Regions from separate parts of the Mus musculus genome. Here region 2 is linked to region 1. The links are chromatin loops, found by intact Hi-C in ENCODE. Cell type or tissue: gastrocnemius. All regions are shown on one strand. Each heading gives the region's core, and the rest is flanking DNA. Links, peaks and the distances in the headings are about the cores only.

Region 1 (12,352 bases), core at 2,795-10,794:
GCACCAGCCCCAGACCTTGCATACCATTACTCCATTAAGTCAAGCAAGAAAAGCTCCCCGTGGCCCGGACTTGTGGAAAACCAGAACATAATTTACCGTGTGCCTCCTGCCCTCTTTACTGTGAAAAGCATCTCACTTCAGCTTCTTATAAGTCTCAAGAGGACACCAGAGAAATCTATGTTGAAAAATTGGTGCTAAGCCTTTAGCTCTCCAACAAATTACGAGCCCTAAAAATTAAGGTCCTTTTCCTTTGTGTGTCGCCCCCTCTCTGAAAACAAACTTAAGTCACCGGTCTCTACCACCCCGAGTTTCCTCCCGCACGTCTATAAAATGCGGGTGCACACCTGTAATCCCGGGGCTCAGGAGGCAGAGGCAGGAGGATCTCTCTCTGTCTGAGGTCAACCTGGTTACAAAGTTCCAGGGAACCGGAGCCACACAGAGAAAGCCTGTCTCAGAAGAAGAAAAAGCATACAGTTAAATTTCAGCTCTCTTCTCATGTCTTTCTGTCACAAAGTTCCTAGCTGAGAGCTCGGAGAAGCAGAAGTGAAATTACTTTTTCTGCCCCTACACACACATATAGGCAGGATGAATCTTCTCCCTATGTATCTATACATGGAAGTGGCACCGTTGGTAAAGTGCCTGTCTAAGCAGCCAGCTACTCAGGATGTTGAGGGTTAAGCCCACTGGTTGGAGAACATTCCACCTCGCAAAAGATTTCAATTTTTTATTTTTTATTTTTTTGGTAGAACAGCAGGACCCCAACTACTAATGGATAAATTAAGCAAGGCTGTGCTTGGTGAACATCATTAAGCCTTCTTTTTGGCTGCCTGGGTACCAGGATCTTTCACTGTCCCCCACTTAACTGTCAGACACTAGACAGAGCTAAATGGGCTTTCCTGGAGCAAATTTACTTCATGCAATTAAGAGGGACCAAACTATATAATTTTAGTTTCCTATAAAAAGCAAATGACACATATTTTGTGACTACGTGACGGATCCCATGCTAAAGCCTTTTGTTTTGAGGTGAAACAAGTCTCACACTACCAGCGTGCCAGCAGTCTTTAGTAGTTTAAACGGTGATGATAACATTTAAGAAGCCACTGAGACATGCAGACTCTTGTCCTGGGCTAATCTCCCTCCTCACTCCTGTCTTAAATGTACGATTCTCTATGGTCAGATGACTGAATAAAGCCAATATCCTTCAGTCGCTAGTAAGTTCTTGAACATAGATGGTATAATCCCATTTTATTTGCTCTTAGAGCAATTATGATACAATTATGCCCTATATGAAGATGTCATCCACACCTATACTGTAAAAACCGTGTGTGTGTGTGTGTGTGTGTGTGTGTGTGTTTTGAAAACAGGAAATATCCATGAAAGCAGTTACACTTAAGTGGCCAGTAAAAAGACTGGCTTATTTGGTCTTTTAAGGTTTTTGAATACTTTTGAAATAGGGTCTTATACCATGGCCAATCCTCTCAATCTTCCTGCTTCAGCCTCCGAAGTGAAATTCAGATTGTATCCATCAGCATAGCCCAGGCTGGTACTCCTTGAATTCAAGGAGAGTGATGTAGCTGGCTCTGGCCAAGCATGGTACGCCTCCACACTCTCTTCTGCCTTGAGCTTTCAGGCCAGGAATCCAAGACAGTGCCATTACAAAGAAGGAGGCATCTTGACCCTTGACTGGCCTGAAGGAGAACTGCCCAGGAGAGCTACCCAGCCTGAAATAACCAACTGGCTTTTGTGTAAACCACCAACTTTACTGGATAAATACTCCCCCGGATTAGACCACTGAGTTCTAGAGCTGTTTGTTACAATGCACAGCATGAATGTCTGGGTGGAAGGGTTTAAGTACAATTTATTAAAAAGGCTTCTAACGTGAAAGTGAATAAAGAAGCATATATGTGAGAAAAGCCTGCAAGTTACAATTCTACCATTTTAGATAAGGAAGGAAAGAAAGAAAGAAAGAAAGAAAGAAAGAGAGGGAGGGAGGGAGGGAGGGAGGGAGGGAGGGAGGGAGGGAGGGAGGGGAGGGGAGGGGAGGGGAGGGGAGGGGAGGGGAGGGGAGGGGAGGGGAGGGGAGGGAAAAGGAAGGCACCTCAGGCTCAGGAACACTGTGATTAGGTAAATTCTAGGTGGTGTTTCACACTCTTTCTAACAATATGCAAATGATGCTCTCTTAACCACGCCTACTGAACAAAGCAGAATACAATGTACAAATACTTTGAAACAAAGAATAAATCTGCTGGGCGTGGTGGCGCGCGCGTGCACACACACACACACACACACACACACACACACACACACACACGCCTTTAATCCCAGCACTCTGGAGGCAGAGGCAGGCGGATTTCTGAGTTCGAGGCCAGCCTGGTCTACAAAGTGAGTTCTAGGACAGCCAGGGCTATACAGAGAAACCCTGTCTTGAAAAAACAAAAAAAACAACAACAACAACAACAAAAAAAGAATAAAACCAAGGCAGGCTCAGAATGAAAGTTTACCTCATCAGGACAGAATGACTTCATTTCAGAGGCTAGCCCTCCAGCTCAGTGGTCAAGCAATGTGCCTAGCAAGTGGAGACAGTGTACTTAGATATAATAATAAATAAATCTTTCATCTTTAGACTGGAGCCCCACCCACCACCACCACCACCACCACCACCCCCTCCCCCACCCCCCCACCCCCCCAGTAAATAACATAGATGCTTGCCTTTCAATCTGAGCACAACTAGATTTTACATCTCTTCCCGGCCCGGGCTTGAGGAGGTGGTGGGAGAGGTAGATGATGTCATCTCAGGTTCTCTGGCCACCCTACACTGTCCCTGAACTCAGTGCCCTGGTACAGACAGGCATCATGAACAGAAATGGCTAATCTGAAATTTTATTTTAAAATACTATTAGGGGGAGAGTGGTATAAGCATATTATAATCTCAAAAATAGAAAGAAACAGGGCTGGAGAGATGGCTCAGTGGTTAAGAGCACTGACTGCTCTTCTGAAGGTCCTGAGTTCAATTCCCAGCAACCACATGGTGGGTCACAACCATCCGTAATGAGATCTGACGCCCTCTTCTGGTGCATCTGAAGACAGCTACAGTGTACTTAGATATAATAATAAATAAATCTTAAAAAAAAAAAAAAAGGCCGGGCATGGTGGCACACGCCTTTAATCCCAGCACTCGGGAGGCGGAGGCAGGCGGATTTCTGAATTCGAGGCCAGCCTGGTCTACAAAGTGAGTTCCAGGACAGCCAGAACTACACAGAGAAGCCCTGTCTCAAAAAAACCAAAAACCAACCAAACAAACAAAAAATAGAAAGAAACAACTTCAAACATACCACTGGATTCAGAGCTCATGCTTTCTCAGCATGCTCTCCATACCCGCTGTAAACCAAAACCCATTTTCTGTCCCTGTCAATCTGACTACTCCAGGTGTGATGCCACATAAGTAAAATCATAGAGTCTGCAAGTCCGTAAGCATACTTCCAGATTCGAGTACTATTCTGGACCCTTGGCTGGGTATTCTGCAGCTGTAATTCACGGGAGTCATCTATCTATTACATTTAACAAGCTGAGTGTACTGAACACATCGTCCCCAAGTGCTGATCCCAGCTGAAGCACTGAGTCCCAAATGTTTAATCCCAGCAGTGGCAGTGGGATCTCTATGAGTTTGAGGCAGCCTGGTCTACTGATCAAGTTCTAGGACAGCCAGACTACAAAGAGAAACCGTAGTGGGGTTGGGGGTGGGGGATAGGGAACACAGCACGGGACTCCCAATCTGTACCTACAATAGCTGGATTTCCAGAGCTGGCTGTTATGGAAAAATTGCTGTGGACAGGAAATGAGAGGGGTGGTGTCCTGAGGAGACACAGGACAGGCACAGGCTAGTGACTGCTAGTGACTGGCTACTTAAACATACCAGGAGCCAGGCAAGCAGATGCCCCCCTCCCCCCATTTGTCATTCAGACACAGTAGGGAGGGAGGACTGCCATGAATCTGAGGCCAGCAGAGTTACATAGCAACACCCTGCCCGTACATAAATAAATACAGCACTGCAAAGATGGCTCGGGGTTAGAGTATTCTCTGCTCTTTCAAAGGAAGAGCGGCCACTTGCTCACAACCTGCTAACTCCAGTCTCCTGATCTCCATGGGCACTGCAAACACACACACACACACACACACACACACACACACACACACACACGGTGCACAGATTTACACAAAGGCAAAACACCCCCCCAAAAAAATCAAATATTATTTTATTTAAAATAAAAATCTCAAAAAATTTTTTTAATTAAATAAATAGAACTTTTACACACATCACTTTTTCAAGTGGAAGCTAAATACCTACCTAGTTGTTTTCACCTACCCACTCCTACCTACACCTAAGAATACCAGGACAAGCTAGCTCCCTTACACAGCAAAGACCCCAGGGCCTCTCCAGGAGGCTTTCCTTCAGGTGAGACTTCAGAGCTTGCTGTTCAACCGTCACTGAAGGGACTCTGACAGAGGCAGGAGGATCTCTGTGTGTTGGGTACACACAGACACCCTGTCTCATGGAAAAGAAAAGAAAAAAGGAACCACTGAAGGAGAGCTGTGTTTATCCTGAAGAAATAACAGTGACAGACAGAACACACTAAGGAACAAAGAGTTGTGGGGTAAAGCCATTGGGAAAGAACACTCGGCGTTTCACCCTTCAGAGCCCTAACAATGTTCTCTTGAGAGCTGTATTTAAAAAAAAAAAACAAAACCTTTTCCCTGAGACACAGGGTCACAAATTACTGTTTTCCAAATTCTTAGGGACTCAAGCAAGCTTTTAAAATTAAAGCCTCTAAGTGAGGGGAAGACACAGTTCTCTACACAGACTGAACACGCCCGAGTCCACCACAGGGAAACCACGGTCTCCCGCTCAAACTGTAAGCTTTCCCTGGCTTCCGCTTTCCTCTTGATATCCTGCTTTTAACTCGAGAATGCTCTAAATTGTTGTGGAAATGTGAAGCAAAGGGGGAATTAAGACGACACGCAGAGCAGTGATTTGATAGGGGTGGGGATGGTAACTGAAGGGTTCCTCGGCTGGGTAATGGGGTACTTGTGCCTGCTAGCTATTCTTGTATTCCATCTCTCTGAGCAAGAGTTCACAGAAGGCACCAGAATCTGTCTGGGTGGAGCAGAGGACTTTGGGAATTAGCTGTGTGCCACGTTGCTAAGCTGAGTTATAGCACAAGCTATTGGGCTTTCATATGGAAGATATCGGCTTTGGAAACACGGATGGGCTAAGGAGAATGCGAAGGTTAACATTTGGTCCTAGCTACCAAGGTCAAACAAGGAGTTAACAAACAAGGCTGGGTGTTTTGTTTTGAGGGCAGAATTTTGCTGTGTATCCCAGGCTAGCCTCAAACTAATGACCCTGCCTCAGCCTCCAGAGGGCTGGAATTACAGGCATGGACCCCCAGCCTGGCATTTTTATAATTTATTTATTCTAGCTGATGTGCATTGGTGTTTTGCATGCATGGCTGTGTGAGGGTGTTGGGTTCACTAGAACTGGAGTTGCAGATATTTGTGAAGTTGTGGGCTGCCACGTGGGTGCTGAGAACTGGCCCTGGGTCCCCTGGAAGAGATGCCAATGCTCTTAACTGCTGAGCCATCTCTCCAGCCCCTTGGGCTAGCATTTTTATTGTGATGGTTTTGATTTTAAAAATCAGCTTTGGTTAGACTTCTCAACAATTTATAACTAACTGTTGTCTGGTGTCCAATTTTCCCTCATTTTTTTTCTCAGACTGCTCCTTCCCTCAAGCTGAGAGGGCAGAAACCCCTCCTAATTGTAATATGAATTCCTAGTTTATTTATGTTGTGTGTGTGTGTATGAACCTCAGCCCATGAAGAGGTCAGAGGACACCACGACTGGTGAGAGAGTCAGTTCCACCTTGTCACACCTTCTGCGAATCAAACTCCAATTGTCTGGTGGCAAGAGTCTGCCAGATGAGCCATCCTCTGGCCATTGTATTCTCAGGATAAAACAAAACAAAACTTACTCACCATATGCTAAGTATACAATCAGGGTAACAAAGGAAGTTAATTATCCCAACTACTCACGTAACAGATATTTTAAAGATGAGAAACCGTTAGTCAGTATCAATCTGAACACTTGGGACAACCTCGCACCTGGGTGTGATTGGTCACTGTCCAAGTTCTTTCCATTACATTCAATCAGTATCAATTTAATACACATGGCTACCACCAGCCAAGAGCCTCGCCTCACAGGAACGATGCCCGCCATAAAGCCTGATGTCAACTTCAAGGTTATGTATGATGCTTTCAGTTCACAGCTCTAACTATTAAGGCTTGAAGACGTGGGTTTTCCAGTCGCACACCTAACTGGTGGTTTCACAACTCAGTCTCATGCCATCAAAGTGGTAAACACACACACACACCTTACCACCACGTGAATTCTCTCAATGCACTTCGGGGGAAACGTTCTTGGCCAGCTTCACAAAGTACAACTCCTTTTGGATCAGCCATAATGATCCCCCTTCTCTCCAGCTCCCCAAATCTACAGGAAGCGATACATTTCAATGCCCTAGGCAAGTAAGAGAATCCTGAGCCCGAAAGGCGGCGCACAAGGCCCTAAGGCCCCGCGGGACCAGCCGTGCTCCAAACGACCGTGGGAACTGCCCTTGCCCTGGGCTGCGGAAGAGTTTGCAGGGCAAGCACTTCCCCACACGCGCGACGTCGAGAGCGCCCGGAGCCAGACGGCCACTAAGGAGCGCGCCCCTGCCAGCGACGCCCCCTCCCAGTGTCCCCATGAGCGCTCCTGGAGGATTACTAGCACTCGCAGGAGCCGGCGACTATGCCCAGTACCTTTCGCTCCCGCGCCGGCCGGCCGCTCCGCACGGAGCTCGCGGGCCGCTGCGCTCCTTGCCCGCAGCCGCTCGCCCCACGCTCCACCGCGCGTGGCCTGGATGCCTGAGGGCCCCGCCGGCCCCGCCCCATACTCCACGCCACGCCCCTCGGGCCACGCCCCACCCGGCTGTCCGCAGGGCTACAGCGCCCCGCAGCGGCCGCTGGTCATTGCACACGATCCTCCCGAACCGCACATCCCGGAGGTGCGGGGTGGCTCCCACTGGGACCCACGAGCAGCGGGAGGACACCCGCGCTGAGGGCTGTTTCCTCAGCGGCATCGGGCACCAGGCGCACCAATTGGATGGACTGAGCGGAGAACCCTCCAGCCCTCCACCTGTGGCCGGCTTTCTGGAGCCGATGGAAACCGAGGAAGCTGCTGCAAAGAGAGGGTCGGGCATCCTCTCTCCCGCTGCTGCCTGGTGAAGGACCAGCAGGGACATCAGTCCTCACCCGCGGGTTCCAAGTACGCCTTACATACTGTTGTCTTGACTGTTTTTGTCTCTCACTGCCACAGCTACTTTTTCAGTACCTAAAAGAGCTCCCCGGGCAGCATAAACTAGGGGGTTACACTCCAACAAATGTCTGCAACATCTGGCCTATGTGAGCCTGCCTCAAGAAGAAAAGAAAAAGAACAACTTACTGAGCGATTTAGGAGTGTGGTAAGCCTGGAGCCTAATGTAAACAAAAGGTTACTTCAAAGAATGTGTTTATTTCAAATTCATAGCAGTCCCAATGACCAGGCTCAGATAATCAATGCTATTTCCAGCCTTATATGAATGCCATTCTACTCAAGAAAAATCTCATGGGGTTGGCTGCTCAGGACTTAGTGGGTAAAGTGCGCTCTGATGAAGCATGAGAACCCAAATTCAAATCCCTCAGCACCGATATACATATAAATGCAAGCAAGAAAGTTAACACACATACATGCACACATGCAGGCATGCATGCGCGCGCATGTGCATGCTCTCTCTCTCTCTCTCACGCACGCGCACACGCACACGCGCACACGCACACACACACACACACGATCTGATGACAAATGAGTGATGGAACCTTTTGCTCACAGAGGTGGAGAGGTCAGCAGGTAGAACGGTGAACATGACGCTTCGATCTTACCTGAGGCTGGTGATAAATTTACGGTGAAGCGATTTTTTTTTTTCACACCCTCTCTGGAATATAGCTGGGTTTCAAGGAGAGAACCTCCTTTTCCTTAGAGTATCTGTTTCCTTTTGCCTCCTGAAAGCTTCAAACAGGAGACACTCCAAAACCCCCTCCCCGCCCACCCTAGAAGAGAGTTAAGCACTTGATCCTCCGAAACTATTTGGGAATGCTCCCCCACTCTGCGCCCCCTACCACCCTCGCCGCCACCACCACCACCACCCACCACCCACCCCCAACCCCCGTCCGCCGTTCCCTCCCAGTCTCAGCAGCTGTTTTATTTAGCAAAGTGTGAAAACTCTTCTGGGAGAAATTTGTTTTCAATCTTGTCACTCCCAACCTGAAACTGTTAGGAGAGGCGCCTGTCCTGTCCCTACCCACTAAGAGCTCCAGGTTGCTCTGCGAGCAGGTCTCAACTAAACTCCAGAGCTCCCGACGTAAAGTATGTAAACGTGACATTTCAAAGTAATTATTTCTCTTTTATCCACAGTGAGAAATCCTCTCCCCTCCCTAAGGATTGACACGCAGTTAACAGTTGAGTGGGGGGAGGGGTTCTTCAGTGTTGTAACTCTCATGAAGGAACCATGATTCCTCCTGTAAACAGTCTCAGTGAAATTCATTGGATGGGTCGTTAAAATTTGAAAAATAAAAAGGAAAGAAATGAAAGAGGAGAAGGGGCTGGGTGAAAAATGGAGCAGCTCAGTGGAAGCAAATTGGACGAGAAAAAAACAAAAAACAAACAAAAGATCCAAAAACAACAACAACAACAACCTCCGCAAAACCACACACACAAAAAAAAATCCCGCCATCCTGCAAGATCCGTGAGTTCCCCTGGGAGCTGACTAGTCTGCATTTGTACCCAGACTTTGATTAATGGGAATTCCAGGCAGTGCCTGGGCTGTCGTGGAGATCTTATCTCCAAGGAGCCACAGTTTAGATGAACCAATGAAAAGAAACTCCTAAATCTCCCTGGATTTGAGGAAGGTCCCCAGCCCGCAGCTCCATTCTTGCTCCTTTGGAAGGAACAGCTGGCAGCCAGGCTTCTCTAACTGCCCTCCCACCCACCTTAGTTACTTTCCTATTGCTGTGATAAGACACCGTGACCAAGGAAACGTATAAAAGAAGATGTGGGTTGGAGAGATGATGGCTCAGCAGTTAAGAGCACTGACTGCACTTCCAGAGGTCCTGACTTCAATTCCCAGCAACCACATGGTGGCTCACAACCATCTGTAATAGGCATCTGATGCCACCTTCTGGTGTGTCTGAAGACAATGATAGTATGCCCGCATACATGAAATAAATAAATAAGTAAATCTTTAAAAAAAAAAGAAAGAAAGAAAGAAAAGAAAGAAAGAGAAAAGAAAATATTTGGTTAAGACTTTGGTTACAGAGTGTCCTTCAGGGAACATGGCCGCAGGCAGGCATGGTGTTACATCAGTAGCTGACACTCATCAGACAGAGAGATCTAGCTGGAAATGGTGTGCACTTTTGAAACCTCAAAGCTCACTCCCAATGACACCTCCTCAAACAAGGCCACATCTCCTAATTCTTCCCAAACAGTTCCACCAACCGAGGACCAAGTATTCAAATATGAGCTGGGGGTGGGGGTGGGGGCATTCCCATTCAAATTGCTGCACGTGAATGAGAAAGACATCTACTTAGTGAATGACAAGGGTCATTGCTCAGTGATCATATGGCCTGCTCTTCTTTCCACCAACCTTTCTTTAACAAGTTGACTGCACTTGTTATTTTCACGTTAGTTATTCAGCCTTCAGCAATGTTTTGGTCTCTATGTTTGTTACCATACAAACCGGCTTTTGCTTTTGTAGGAAGCCTTCCATGGGTCCCTCTATAATCATGTTCTTCTAGTGTCCACCCTGAACTTTATACTCTCTTATTAACACTATATGGTTCTTTTTGACCTTTTCGACAAATGAATACTTTGTTGCTGCCTATACAACTTTTTTCCTTTTTTTTTTTTCCTTTTGAGACAGGGGTTGAGTAGCCCAGGCTAGTCAAGGATGACTTTGAATGTCTGGTAGCACCCCCTGCTTTCTACTCCTCAAGTGCTGGAATTGCATGCGTGCATCACCGCATGCATCCTGTTTTATGCAGTGCTGGGGATTAACCTCGGACTTAGACCATGCTCAGCAAGCTCTCGGCCAACTGAGCCACATCCCTGCCCTTTGGCATTGCGTTTCTGAGATTCCACTAGTATATTTGTTACTTGGAATATTTGTGCTTGTGTGTGTGTGTGTGTGTGTGTGTGTGTGTGTGTGCATGTTGTTGTGTTTTATACAAAAGAAAAGGAAATCAGGGATATGTTTGATGGAGGTGCAGTATGGTGTGGGGGAAGGGAGTGCCTCTGTGGCCCCATCCTGAGGCATCCCTTCCTCCTGAGGGACCAGCCATAAATATAGTATAGAATAGAGTTTATTTAGAGCATGGGGAGGAGAGTTGAGGGAGAGAGAGAAAGATAAAGAATGTAAAGTATCTTCTATAAGCCTTTCACCAAACCTGGAACCTCCTCTTGGATCTAGACTAACTGGGCCAAAGGACACCCCCCCCCCCACATCCACCTGTTTTTACCTACCCACCTGTGGTGGTGTTTAAAGAGGGTTGGCCCATGGGAAGTAGAACTATTAGAAGGTGTGGCCTTGTTGGAGTAGGTGTGGCCTTGTTAGAGGAAGCCGTCACTGTGTAGGTGGGCTTTGAGAGGTCCTAGGGTTCAAGCTTCAGACAATGGGAAAGAGAACCTCCTCCTGGTTGTCTGCAGTTGATGTCTCCTCTTGGCTGCCTTCTGGTCGAGATGTAGAACTTTCAGCTCTTCCAGCACCTTGTCTGACTGAAGACTGCCAGGCTTTCCACCATGATTGCAGGCCAAACCAATGGAACTGTAAGCCAGTTACAATTAAATGTTTGCCTTAGACATGATGTGTCTGTCTTTACAGCAATGAAACTTTAACAAAGACACTGCCCAATACTGGGGTTTTGGCAAATACCACTGTGCCTCATTATTACTTGAGCGTGGGGAACTCAAGTTTACTTAGCCCTCCCATTGACATATTAAAATTGGTTTGTTGGATTCCTTAAGAAACGCAGAATTTTTATTTGAAATCATAGTATGTGGTAGATTACATTGGTAGATTCAGTTATTTGTTCCAGACTCAATGTCTAAGTTAGGTTTCTGTTGCTGAGATAAAACACTGACCAAGAGGCTGGAGAGATGGCTCTGTGGTTTAGAGCACTTGCTCCTCCTACAGAGGACCTGAGTTCAGTTCCCAGCACCCACATAGTGGCTCACATCCATCTTAATGTCCAGTTCTAGGGGGATCCACTGCCTTCTTCTGAACTGTGAGGGCACCAGACACACATACAGGCAGGTAAAACATTCTTACACATAAGATAAATAAATATACAAATCTTTTTAAATATTAAATAAAAAAGATGTTATAAAAGCAGAATCTGGGGATGGTGAGATGGCTCAGTGGATAAGAGCATTAACTGCTCTTCTGAAGGCCCTGAGTTCAAATCCCAGCAACCACATGGTGGCTCACAACCATCCGTAAAAAAGATATGATTCCCTCTTCTGGTGTGTCTGAAGACAACTACAGTGTACTTACATATAATAAATAAATAAATCTTTAAAAGCAGAATCATACAGAATGAGACTTTTAACTATCTTTTTTACCATAAGCATATGTTCCTAAGATTCACCCAAATTTTGTGTATATAGTTCATTCTTTTTATTGTTAATGGTTATGATGTAGGTAAGCTGCAGCTTGTTATTTTGCTATTTACCTGCTGGAAATCCTTTGGGTTCATAGTTTGGGTTGCTATGAATAAAGCTATTATAAATATTTATACGCATATTTTTCTTTGAGCTACATTTATTTATGTGTGTGTTGTCAGGGAGAACGTTCAGAGTGTAGGAGGCACAGCTTAAAGAAAGCATTGGAGAAACCACACTTGTTGCATGAGCCTAGTTTTTTTGTTTTTTTTTTTTCCAAAGGAGGGAACTGACTGACCCCAGTCACCCTGAAGGCAGGAGAGAATGCTGTCTGACAACCTGGTGATCTTTTTGCTGGAGCCAGCCTTCCTGAATTCCCCCCCCCCCCAAATCCTGGGTTATTATTTAGGCCCTAATCCTAAACTTTGTCTCTCAGTGAATAGAACTCATCCTTATGAAAGAGGTCCCATTTTTCCCCCTATTCTCCATCAGTACACTCTATTCTTTTTTTTTTTAAATTAGGTATTTTCTTCATTTACATTTCCAATGCTATCCCAAAAGTCCCCCAGA
Region 2 (12,352 bases), core at 1-8,000, 72 kb after region 1:
TCAGATCATTTTGAGCCATGGATCATTTTGAGAAACCCTGTCTCAAAACCAACCAAACAACTAACCAAACAAATGCCCCCCAAAACAAAACAGGAATTTTGTAGGAAATACTATTACCAAGCTTACCCACACATTTGTGCCCTATGGCAATGCCTTCTGACTCGCCCAATCTTTATGAAACTCTTTACCTCAACACACCTTTGCAGTCACCTTGTGCAGATGGGTGATTTCTTTTTGGAAATACTCTGGAAGTTTCTGGAACACTCTACAGGGCACACCTACCTCACATGACTATCTGCTATCCCTGCAGCCTGGGCCTGTTAGGTGCTGGTTGGTCCTTTGCTGCCCCCTACTGGTGATGGATGCTGCGAACGACAGAGATTGTTTCTTGCATTAAGAGCCTTTGTCTTCCTCTGCAGGGCTGATTGACTATAATTTCCACTGCTTCCGGAAGGCCATCCATGAAGTCTTCGAGGTGAGGATGAAGATGGTGAAATCTCGAAAGGCCCAGAGTCGGCTACCCAAGAAGACAGGAGCTACTCCCAATGGGACCCCTAGAGTGCTGCTGTAGGGGAACTGTCAGGAGCCTGAGTCCAGACCTCAGTGAGGAGGCTGTTAAACTATACTGCACTACAGGAGGGCTGGGGCCCTGACTCGTATGTGTTAAGGGAAAAAAAAAAACCTTACTCTTTAAAATAAAATGAGCACTTTGAAGCAAAAACCTGTACAATAACAGTGAGAGCCACTGTACTGTCACTACGTAAGTGTAAACTTTTATGTTGATAGAAAACCCCCTGTGAGGACTGCCAGGAACTGTACATATTTTGCATATTTTCATGTTTTTTTTCCTCATTGAGGTGAACTTTGATAAGATGACTTTTCTAAACTCTTTTCTGTACTTGATGACAAGGACACGCATACTCTACAGTCCATATGGCAATCGGAAATTGATCCATTATATTGCTAGAGACTTTTTTTGTAAATTTGGGACTCTTTGCTGCCAGTTGTCAAAGGGGAAATCGTTTTTCAGTGGAGCAGCAACAGGTCAGGGCTGGAAGCTCCAGGCCAGAGCAATAAGAACGTCTCTATTTATAGGAAGTGTAATAGGAATGTTGTAGCTGGACAGTGGTGGTGCATGCCTTTAATCCCAGCAGATGGATCTCTGTGAGTTTGAGGTCAGCCTGATCGACAGAGTGAGTTCCAGGACAGCGAGGGCTACACAGAGAAACCCTGTCTCAAAACCAACCAAACAAATGCCCCCCCCAAAACAAAACAGGAATTTTGTAGGAAATACTATTACCAAGCTTACCCACACATTTGTGCCCTATGGCATTGCCTTCCGACTCGCCCAGTCTTTATGAAACTCTTTACCTCAACACACCTTTGCAGTCACCTTGTGCAGACGGGTGATTTCTTTTTGGTGCAGTATCTTGTGAACCTTTGGGACCAGATTTCTAAAATGATGCCAACCAGTGTAGAGAAATATGGATGTCGTCTGAGGAGATTGGAACAGATAGCATTGATTTGTGTGGGGGGGAAACCGTAGAAGCAATACTGTACCTGCCGAGGGGTCTAAAACACACAAGCCAAGAGGGTTCCCAGATGTAGGCAGAGGTCACTCAGATAAGAGATGCACGTGTGCTTGTGTGTGTTCACCTCCTGGGAATGGTGTGTTGATGCGCTATGTTCAGAGACCTTGTTCAGGACCAGGTTTTAATGCTCCATGACCACAGGAGTTTAGTCCTTGGTGGCTCCATTTGTTACCTGACTCGTTCTTTCATCTGTAACAACATACCTCATGTCCTTTGCCTGTTCCTACCAAGATCAGCTTGCCACCAGCTTGCTCTGCAAGACAGAAGACACAGAAAGCCTGTGGCCGGTGGGAAAAAAAGGAGGCCTAGAGACGTATGTTAGTCAGTTAACTATGTGTGTGCTTTTATAGATAGGTAGGGAACTAAGAGTCCTAAATCTAGCCCTATTTCAAACCATTCTAAGGGTTAGTACTGTCAGGCGTGCATGGCATTAGCAAAGGTTCTTTTTAAAGCAGAGTCCCTTAGGGATGTCAAAGCTGGTTCTAGCTTTGTGTCTAAAGCAGCTTGCTCCTGAAGCTCACTTCTTTTACGCATCTTCTTCCCATCTTCTTGCTTCCTTTTCCCCAAATTCTTTATTATTTGAGACAGCGTATCTCTATGTAGCCCTGGCTGTCCTGGAACTCACTATGTAGACCGGACTGTCCTTGAACTCAGAGATTCACCTGCCTCTGCTTCCCCAAGTGATCAAAGGTGAACACCACCATGTCTGGCCAGGTCTTACACTTTTGGAGCTGGTAACTAAAACTGGAGACGATGATTGAAATGTAAGATTGAGCCTCCCAGTAGTCTGCACATTATTAAGGAGATTTCTAGTCATCATGGAACCATGGCTCCTTCCTTATGATTTCTATGAAGAGACTTGAATGAGATGGTAGGAGCCTGGAGTTCTAATCTTCAGGACTATTCCCCGACGGCCTCTGCCAACAGAGTGGATGGTGGTTGGCCACTTTTAAGAGTCTAACACCACTGTGCACCCACACAAAGACACTAGAGAGTGAGAAAAAGCATAGTTTTCTCTTTTTGAGTGGGGCTCAGAGGTAACTCAGGCTGGCCTCAGACTTGCCAGGTAGCTAAGGATGCTCTCCAGTTTCTGACCGCTCAGCCTCGACTTTCCCTAAGTGCTAGGATTATAGGAATGCAACACCGTGCTTGGCTTGAACAGTGCTGAGAACTGGACCCAGAGCTTTGTGCATGTGAAGGCAAGCACTCTACCAATCTAGTATCCCCAGCATCCTTTCTTAATAGTTTTTTTTTTTTTTTAAACAAAGAATTTCTCTTTGAATAGACAAAGAATTAAGTTTTTAATAAGACTGTAGTTTCAAAATAAGACACTTGCCTGTCTGGTAAATCACATAAAATTAGCATGTCTAAGTGGCGCTTCCATTTTTAAGCTGGTTATATCATGAGTTTTTGTTGTTGAAATGTGCCTTAAAAGCCTATCACTTCAAGAGCATGTGATTCTTTGAGGGATAGGCAGGAACACTCCTGTGACATAGGGCCCATGTTCCTGATCATAAATGCACTCTTTAGTTACAACACTGATTCCTGCCTCGAGCCTGGTGTGACACTGACCTCTTGAAGATGTCTGAATGTGACTAGAATTGCGAAATGTCCTCACATTTGTTTTGTATTTTATCTTAGATTTGGGGGGTTAGCTTACTGCACTGTAGATCTGTGTCTATGCTCAAATGGGACTATAAACTGAAAGGTCAAACTCCTAACTACGGTGGCTTCAGTAGAACATGTGTTTGGTTTTAGGAATTGAGAACTTGAAGATGTGTAGAGCAGGCAGACTTTTGCTCTCTGAGTCAAGTACAGCTTCTATGTAAGAGTTGTGCCGAATTACTTGTCATAATGGAGGTTAGTGTGAGTGACCTGTACAGAGTGCTTTTGAAGGAGTAGAAATAAAAGCTGATTAATAGATACCACGTGTTATTTTGTGAACATAATATATTTTGGATCATTAAATAGAAAATGGCTAAATATCACAGCAGTACTATTAAGTATGGGTTATTTGTCAACTGAGTCTGAAACAGAATTTATCAAATCAATGGAACTGTCATGATTGACGTATGGTATGCACTCAACAAACACAGGCTGGGTGTAGTTTGTAATCAAGCACACTGTTTTGCTGTTGCTAGGACTTCATTTGTAACACAGTCTTCAGGGATGTTAACTGCCAACTTGAAAGCATGTTTGTGTGCCGATGGCTTGACGTACCCCGTACCCATAGCTTAGTTTTCTGGGAGCAGAATGGTCTCTTGTTGAAATTCAAGATGATGTTTACTATATACATATATATACATCACTGTTTTATTGGTTATGTTAGGTTCATTTAATAAAAAGAAGTTTTAAAAATAACCTCTTGAAGTGGGGTCTCTTAATGGCATTCCAGGCTGATCTTGGATTTCTGGGCTCAACAGATCTTCCTGCCTCAGCCTGTCTTCAGTTGGGCCACAAGCTGGTACAACCACCCTTGACTGTTTAGCCAAATCTCTCAATTACGCAGTTCTAGTTTTATGCAAATGAAGATAAATCAGTATGTAAACTGAATTTACCCTCTTTTGAGATGTGGTCTCAGTATATAGCCCTGGCTGGCCTTGGAACTATATAGACCAGGCTCTCCTCAAACTCCAGAGGCCTGCTTGCCTCTGCCTTCTGAATTGTAGAACTAAAGGTGTGTGCCATCATGCCTATTTTTTTCCTTCTTCTTTAAAAGTCCTATTTTCCTTTGGTGTCAGTAAAGTCTAGGACCTTCCCACATACATTGGGCAAGTGCTTCAGCCTCTTTGAGCCCTTAGAACACAACGCAGGTGCTGATTCTGGACATAGCCCTTTAATGAGCCCCCCGCCCCCCCTTAAAGCAGTGCAGTGAAGGGGCTCACCTGGAGAGATCAGCCCTGAATGTCTGTTCATCTAGTGAGAAAGGGACTTGCCTGGGGCACGTGTGTAAGGAACAATCAGCAACCCACAAAGTACTGCCCGATTTCATTGTTCTGGCCCTAAGCATCACCTAGGACGTTTAATACGACAGATTCCCATCCCTAACTCATGCTTCCTGAATCAAAGTCTGGGAAGTCGGCTAGGAATCTGTATTTTAAATGTTCTTGGGAGACCTTGTTTCCCTGGGAGTTGTTACAAAGCTAGGGAAGGGAGATTGTTTTGCACAAGGATTGTAATCACCCAGGGAAGCATTCTTGAGTCCTCTATATAATAATATATGCATATACATATATTCAAGTGTTTATACAACTTGATTATGAGCTTTGAAACATTATTATTAAACTCAAGTTCTACGGAATCTGAAGCTCTCTCCCGGCCTCCATAACTCCTGTATGTTTTGACCTTCCTTCCTCCATGCATGCAGAAATCTCAAAAACAAAACCAGAAATCTATATTACTTAAAGTACCATTTAATGTACACTGCCACACATGTAAATGATGAAATGTCCATTTGAATGATCAATTTATATGTTTAGATCTTTGCATTTATATAACAAATTACATACCTGTCTAAATAAATTGTCTCTTCACACGAGTCCATTGAACTCTTCAATGTACCTAGTGCCTTCAGCAGCAGCAGCACGTTTTGAATATCCTAACAGTTCTCTTGGTGGGTAAGATGGAACTCACTTTGAATTGGGTAGGTCAGCGTCAGTGGAGGTTTAACTGAGTCGAAAGACCAGCCTGCTTATTTGAGACATGCAGTTTCGAGCTTGTGTTTTCCCCTCAGCCAGTGTGCCACCATGCTTGTCTTAGGATCTGGTTCTCTCTTGTTTTTACTAGTGCCAGGATCTACCCCAGGATGCTGCTACGCTAGCTAGGCAAGTGTCCCATCATTAAGTGACCTTCAGCCCAGGAGACTGTTTGTATTTTCTCCAACATCCTAGTGATCTTCACAAATAAGTTCTAACGTTTTTACTCACTGATTACTCAAGAGGTTTCTAAAGATTGTGTGTTTTCCGAGGCCACGCCTTCAGCAATGATTAACCAAACCATCTTCGCCTCTCTGCACCCATTGGTGGAGATGGGTGACTTTTATAACAGAAATTTCCTACCATTTCAGGATTTTAAAAGACACCTTGTTTCCCTGAATGGTATTTTATTAAAAAACAACAGATTGAGAGATCAAAACTTCTACTTCCTACTCGCTCACATATAGCATATACTGTTTACAACCATCTACACCTCAACTCGACCTCAAGCCTCTGGGGAGGTAAAATGGGTGCCAGGATTTCCTCCCAGGGCAGTAGAAGGCAGGTGGATTGTGCCACCTCTGGGGTGGTGAGTGCTAAGTGAGCCGTGGAGAAGGCAGGATGCTCAGAAGCCCAGGATATTCGCTTTGCCAATATTGTAAATCTTTCGAGGAAAAGCCAGTGTGCTAAAGGACCTGGTAATTGTAGACCAGAATACCAGGGGCACAGAATTGGGCTCACAAGTTTCATAACTCCTGTATGTGCTGACCTTCATCTGCAGAGTGAAGAATGAGACGTGTATGAACTATTTTGTGGCTGCTACAGTGAAAATTAAAAATTTGCTTAAAAGTATCGAACGCCGTTATAGCCTGTTACTTTACAGTTTGCTGATGATTCGGAACCAACACAACCATGAAGAAGGGGCAGCAGTGGTTTAAGTATTTAAGTCAGTGTGAAGACTGAGCAGCAGTCAGTCAGCAGCTGGCTAGCATCACTCAGCGGCTGCGTAGCTGGGACCAGGGGAGTAAGATTGGAGTGACGGGCCCATGCAGAGTGGAAGAGGGACCCTGTAGGAGAAGCTCCTTCAGAATGCAGAGGACACAGAAGCAGCCCAGCTGTCCGCAAGCACATCTGGACGCTTTTCCCCGTCACAAAGGACAGTTTTATCTCAGCTGCAGGTGTTTCCTTTAGAGCCAAGTTTAGAAGATGAGAACTTGCTTGCCAAGCCCATCCCGTGGTCCATCTGAACTGAGAGAAAGGACGGTATAGATTATAATCTTTGTTTTTTGTTTTCATTCTTTACATGCTTTTATTTTTTTAATTAAGTATTTTCTTCATTTACATTTCCAATGCTATCCCAAAAGTCCCCCATACCCTTGACCCCTCCCCACCCACTCCCACTTCTTGGCCCTGGCTTTCCCCTGTACTGGGGCATATAAAGTTTGCAAGACCAAGGGGCCTCTCTTCCCAATGATGGCCGACTAGGCCATCTTCTGATACATATGCAGCTAGAGACACGAGCTCCGGGGGTATTGGTTAGTTCATATTGTTGTTCCACCTATAGGGTTGCAGACCCCTTTAGCTCCTTGGGTACTTTCTCTAGCTCCTATATTGGGGGTCCTGTGATCCATCCAATAGCTGACTGTGAGCATCCACTTCTGTGTTTGCTAGGACCCTGCATAGTCTCACAAGAGACAGTTATATCTGGGTCCTTTCAGCAAAATCTTGCTGTCATAATCAATGGTGTCTGCGTATGGAGGCTGATTATGGGATGGATCCCCAGGTGTGCAGTCTCTAGATGGTCCATCCTTTCGTCTCAGCTCCAAACTTTGTCTCTGTAACTCCTTCCATGGGTGTTTTGTTCCCAATTCTAAGAAGAGGCAAAGTGTCAACACTTTGGTCTTCGTTCTTCTTGAGTTTCTTTGTTTTGCAAATTGTATCTTGGGTATTCTAAGTTTCTGGGTTAATATCCACTTATCAGTGAGTACATATCATGTGAGTTCTTTTGTGATTGGGTTACCTCACATAATCTTTGTTTTTTTAAAGCGAAGTTTTAATTTTTTATTAAAAAAACACTTTCTTTAATTTAAAACATTTTTTAAAGTTTTACTTATTTTATGTGTATGAGTATTTTGTCTGTCTGTGTACCACGTGCATGTCTGGTGCTCATCGACATCAGAAGAGGCTGTGGGATTCCTTCATTTGGAGTTGCTGGTGGTTATGCTATATGGGTACTGGGAACGGAATTGCTGCCCTTTGCAAGGGCCACGAGTACTTTTAACTGCTCAGCCATCTCTTCAGCCTGTTTCTAATAAAAAACAAAACTTCAAAGTGTAAAAGAAATGAAATGATATAGTCTGTAAATAAAGCAAAAGCATGATTCTGAGCAGGGTCCCTCCCTCATCCCTAACACAGTAGTCCTGGAGCACAGGGGCTGGAGGGTTGGTGGCGGGGGGAGGGGGGTGTTGGGAGTGCAACTTCGAGTCCTTGAGAGTTTAAGCTTGGGAGCCTAATAACCCGAACAACATTTCTGTTACGTTAACATCAGCCACACGATCATTAAACAAACAAACAAACAAACAAACCAACAACCACTTCAATTCTGGGGTGGAAAAATAGGAGAAAAACTATGGAAGGTGGATTTTTCCCTGTTAAAAAGAGCAAGACCTATTACAAAATATTCAAAATCACTAATATAATGTTTAGGATGTTTTTCTTTCTAAATATTACTCTAGGAAGATGCTGATATAAGCCTGTTCATCCTATCCATGCAAATAATCATAGCACTGCTTTTTTCAAACCATGAGCTGACAGCAGATATTCTACAGAAAACTAGATGCAATAGGATTGAACTGTTAATATGTTTTACAATAATGGCTCAAGAAAAACACCAATCATGGTCATTTCTAAAGAGAAGGGTTGTGAATAATTTGTATTGTATTCATATCCCAAATATGGAACAATAATCATATATGATTGTTAAGATAAAAAATCAGGGTTTTTTTGTTTTGTTTTTGTTTTTTGAGAAAAGGTTTCTCTGTGTAGAGCTGGCTATCCTGGAACTTCCTCTGTAGACCAGGCTGGCCTCGAACTCAGATCTGCTTGCTTCTCAAGTGCTGGGATTAAAGGCATGCGCCATCATGCTCAGCTAAGAAGAAGGCATTTCAAAAAGTAAGAATAGTTTTATGTGCTGACTAGTTTAAAAATGTGAATAGTTTAAGTGCTTAAGGAATGTAACCTCCAAGGAGCACCGAAGTCTAAGGAACACCTCTTTTCAAGCTGTTGCAGTGTAGCATAAAACAACAGGGTTTCAGTCAGAAAGCTTGCACGTCACCTGAGGTCCTCATTCTTATGTGGGCCACTGAAACTTTAAGAACCTCTGAAATAGACTTCAAAGTATTGAAGCAAAAAAAAAAAAACAAAAAACAAAAATGTTAAGAGTTCGTCAATATGGCGGTGAGTGACAGAGGTAACACCATCCAGTCCGAATCTTACCCTGACTCCACCATGTGTCTGCTCAGGACTTTCCATAACCCTGACCATGACCCAGATGTTCATCTGTTGGTTGTTGTCTTAGTTAGGTTTTTACTGCCGTGAACAGACACCATGACCAAAGCAAGTCTTATAAAAAACAACATTTAATTGGGGCTGGCTTACAGATTCAGAGGTTCAGTCCATTATCATCAAGGTGGAAGCATGGCAGTATCCAGGCAGGCATGGCGCAGGCAGAGCTGAGAGATCTATGTCTTTATCCAAAGGCTGCTAGTGGAAGACTGACTTCCAGGCAACTAGGGTGAGGATCTTAAGCCCACACCCACAGTGACACACCTACTCCAACCAGGTCACACCTATTTCAACAAGGCCACACCTCCAAATGGTGCCACTCCCTGGCCCAAGAATATACAAACCATCACAGTTATATAGTCAAAACAAATGTGACTAGGTTCCCCTGACCTATACCTGATAACGATGCTATTGTGCTTTTTTTTCCTTAGAGATGTTGTAGCTTGAGCTTTAAGCTTTGGTGCCAAGAGTTTCTTTGGGGCAAGAGCCTATTCTTGGACACTTTAACTTTCTCATCTGGACTGTAACATACAGAAATCCCAGTGATATTACCGTATGCACACGGAACTCAGTCCATACCTGTACCCCTTGAAGTCATTCCGGGGTCGTGTGCCTGCTGCTGAGCACAGAAGGTCTGGGATAGCTGCTGTGTTCCCAGACACCGGGACCGATTGAGTCCATCTGGTTCTAGGAACTCAGTTCTGAAGGCCAGGGCTCCTGGGGAGCCTTAGGGTCTAAGAGGGCCAGGCCTCCTCCTGAGGAGCTCTTAGGTTTGGGTACTCCCTTGTCCTCTTACACTATATTGGGATACCAGTAGAGGACCTGGGATTCAGTGAGTGTTTGGGAGGCCTGGGTTTCTAATGGCTGGCTGGCCGAATTGTTGTGTGAGTGACTGGACAGATTCTGCCCAGAGAGTGGCATTTTTGTTATTAATGTCTCTGTCCCCTTTGGTTCTGTCTCAGGGCTGAACCAGAGAGAGCTAGTCTATTCTCTAGGTTCTTTGAATTAGTGATTAGAAGCCAACTTGGCGTGTGCACCTCACCTTTAAGGGAGAAACCCACTGCCCTTGTTAGGTGTTCTGTGAGTTGTACTGATTCCTTTCTGGGATTATACTCGTGGTTCCAGGAGCCTCCACCCTCTGATCCAGGAGCCTCCACCCTCTGATTCCATCTGTGTTTCATTTTGTCTAGACTCCCCTTCTGCTTCTCTCCTGTCACCCCAAGCTCTATGACACTCACTCTCCCCACTTGGCCCCTTTCCCAGCCTTCTTCTCTACTTCTCCCAGACTCTCTGACACTCAGAGTCTGATCTCAACCCTTCTTACCCCATTGCTCAGTTCCCATTTATGAGAGCCAGAACCTAGTTAATACCCGGTCCTCCTCCTAAAGTGCTCCCTGAGCCCTTAGGGCAGGCCATGTATGATAAGGTCTCAGACAACACAGAGACAAATAGCAACTTCTCAAACAAAGGGGAGTTTGTCAAACATCTGAGTTGTGCGAACAGGGTCAACCTCGTACTTATGGGACCTGCCATCCCCACTGGTATGGGACCTGCCATCCTGATAGCTACCCATTCTCCCCCTCTTAGGAGGAAAAGCTAATTCCATGGCTGAGTGGTAGTTAGCTAGTTCTGTAAAAAGAGAACGCCCTTCTCCTTGTTTTTAATTGAGGCAGGGTTTCTCTGTGTCGCCCTGGAACTTGATCTGTAGACTTTGTAGACCAGGTTGGCTCCAACTTCCGGGTACCGGGATTAAAGGCATATGCCATCACACCTGGCTCCCAAGAGTTCAGATAATGTAAGTCAGAGACTCTGCCACTGGGCTAGTCGGCTATGGATAGACTATGGACAGTCATCTAAATACTAAGTAAGAGGTGTCACCCCCTGGATCCACCAAATCCAGGTAAAGAAGACTTCCTGAGAAGGAAGAGGCCGGGACGCTAAAGGTCCACGCAGACCAGCCTTGCCTTCCAGAGACTTCAGGGACCAGCTTTCCGGCTCTGCTCTGGTTACAAAGCTAGAAGCCAGTGGGCACGCATTGGAAACTAAGGAATCCAAACAGAGACATCAAGCATTTGAAAAGTAACTAAAAGAAACACTAAAAGTAACAAGGAGTGAAATGACTAAAGTAACACCATTTTGTCCTGATCTTACTCGGGCTCCATTTTGTGTCTGCTTGAGCACTTTCCCAGCTCCTTCACCCTCCCCCCACCCCAACAACATTCACATCCGCCTTGGCAGCACATTTGGGACTTTCCATGGCTCAGATACATAACCAAAATATTTGCTGGTTGTATAGTCAAAACAAATGCAAACAAGCTCCCCTGACCCCGACGATGCGATGCCGTTGTGGTTTCTCTTTAGAAATGCTATACCCTGAGCAGAGAGAGTCTTTGGGGGCAAGAGCCTGCTCTTGGTTGCTGGCTTAATAAAGGACTGTAATTTGGCCTTATATATGTGTGGTGGTCTATAACGTCTCACCTGGACTGTAGCAGTAAAATATACCAAGAAGCTAAGAACCTGCACTGTACTCAAAATAAATAAGAGAACTTAAATGAACTGCTCAATTTCTTCAAGACTTCAATTTTCTTCAACCATTAAAATAATCTGTGTCACTGCCAACACTCATGAAGAGTAAATGAATTGATCAAGCATTCAACGTCCAGTAGAGCTTGTATCAGGATGTCAACGCTAAGGGGAAGGGGACCACATTCACAGGGCTTTGTCTAGAGAAACGGGGAACAACACATACAACACATGGGGATTGTAGCTCAAAGCTGTCAAGACTCTGAAGTGTTTTGAACTTCATCTTTTGTTATTTGCAGCATCGCCAGAAACTGGTTTAAGTTTGTTTTTTATTTTTTAAAGTTATCGTCAGGATTATTATAAAAAATAAGATGAAATTCTTCCAAATTTTAATTTGGGATGGAATCTTTTTGTTTGCTGAAAATTGTTACTTTCTTCTAGGAGGGAATTTGTTCTGAAGAAACAAAGTATTCTTTTGACAAACCTACATTTCTGGGAAAATTAATCTTTCCGACCCAGTTAACAGTCAAGCAATTAGTAACTTTTAGCATTTACTCCTTTTTTAAAAAAAAATCATATTTACCCTCTCTGTACATGTTTATATTTAGAAAAAAATTAAGAGTTGACTTTTCTCTTGCAGTGATTATAATTAAGCTTTGCCATGGGCCCATAACTCAATGCCGGATTTGTTGCTGTCTTTTACCTAAGGAAGAGCCCCCAAGGACGAGGTGATGTGGCTTCAAGAATAAAATAAAAGAGAAACATCCTTATCTCCATTGTTGGGAGGAAGAGGAGAGCCTCAGGGCAAAGTGCCTTCCGAGTCTGGCTGGCGGGCGGATGGGAACGACTACACCCCCTCGGCAGGCCTGGTCATGGGGCCGGTCGGAGCAGCGCAGGTTGCTGGATGCTAAATTTGAGGACTGAACACAAAGAATGAAAGCTTAATGGAGAAGCACATTGAAGCTCGGTTTTGCTTGC

Evidence for each region. A loop is a pair of places that touch in the nucleus more often than their neighbours do. Peaks named below come from ENCODE experiments on the same cell type or tissue, not always from the same donor. Only the 100,000 strongest peaks of a DNase experiment are listed, where the experiment ranks them.
Region 2: it touches region 1 in a loop (2.2-fold over the local background); 15 of 42 quality-filtered maps call a loop at or near these places.

The regions. Positions count from the first base shown.
Region 1 is chr4:32,943,895-32,956,246 of GRCm38, forward strand. It overlaps Ankrd6 (ankyrin repeat domain 6), which reads right to left and starts at 6,932. Exons shown (of 16, transcript NM_001012451.1): 1 at 6,853-6,932. In gastrocnemius, for the core only: a CTCF peak has its summit at 7,060; DNase peaks (open chromatin) are centred at 6,689, 7,016 and 7,874; H3K4me3 peaks cover 2,633 bases; H3K27ac peaks cover 1,840 bases.
Region 2 is chr4:33,018,228-33,030,579 of GRCm38, forward strand. Rragd (Ras-related GTP binding D) reads left to right here. Exons shown (of 7, transcript NM_027491.2): 7 at 420-3,953. The coding sequence ends at 571. 4933421O10Rik (RIKEN cDNA 4933421O10 gene) reads right to left here. Exons shown (of 2, transcript NR_036602.1): 2 at 8,912-12,294. Among named protein-coding and RNA genes, the nearest start is that of 4933421O10Rik, 6.9 kb to the right of the region's middle. In gastrocnemius, for the core only: a CTCF peak has its summit at 353 (motif pointing left); a DNase peak (open chromatin) is centred at 349; H3K27ac peaks cover 256 bases.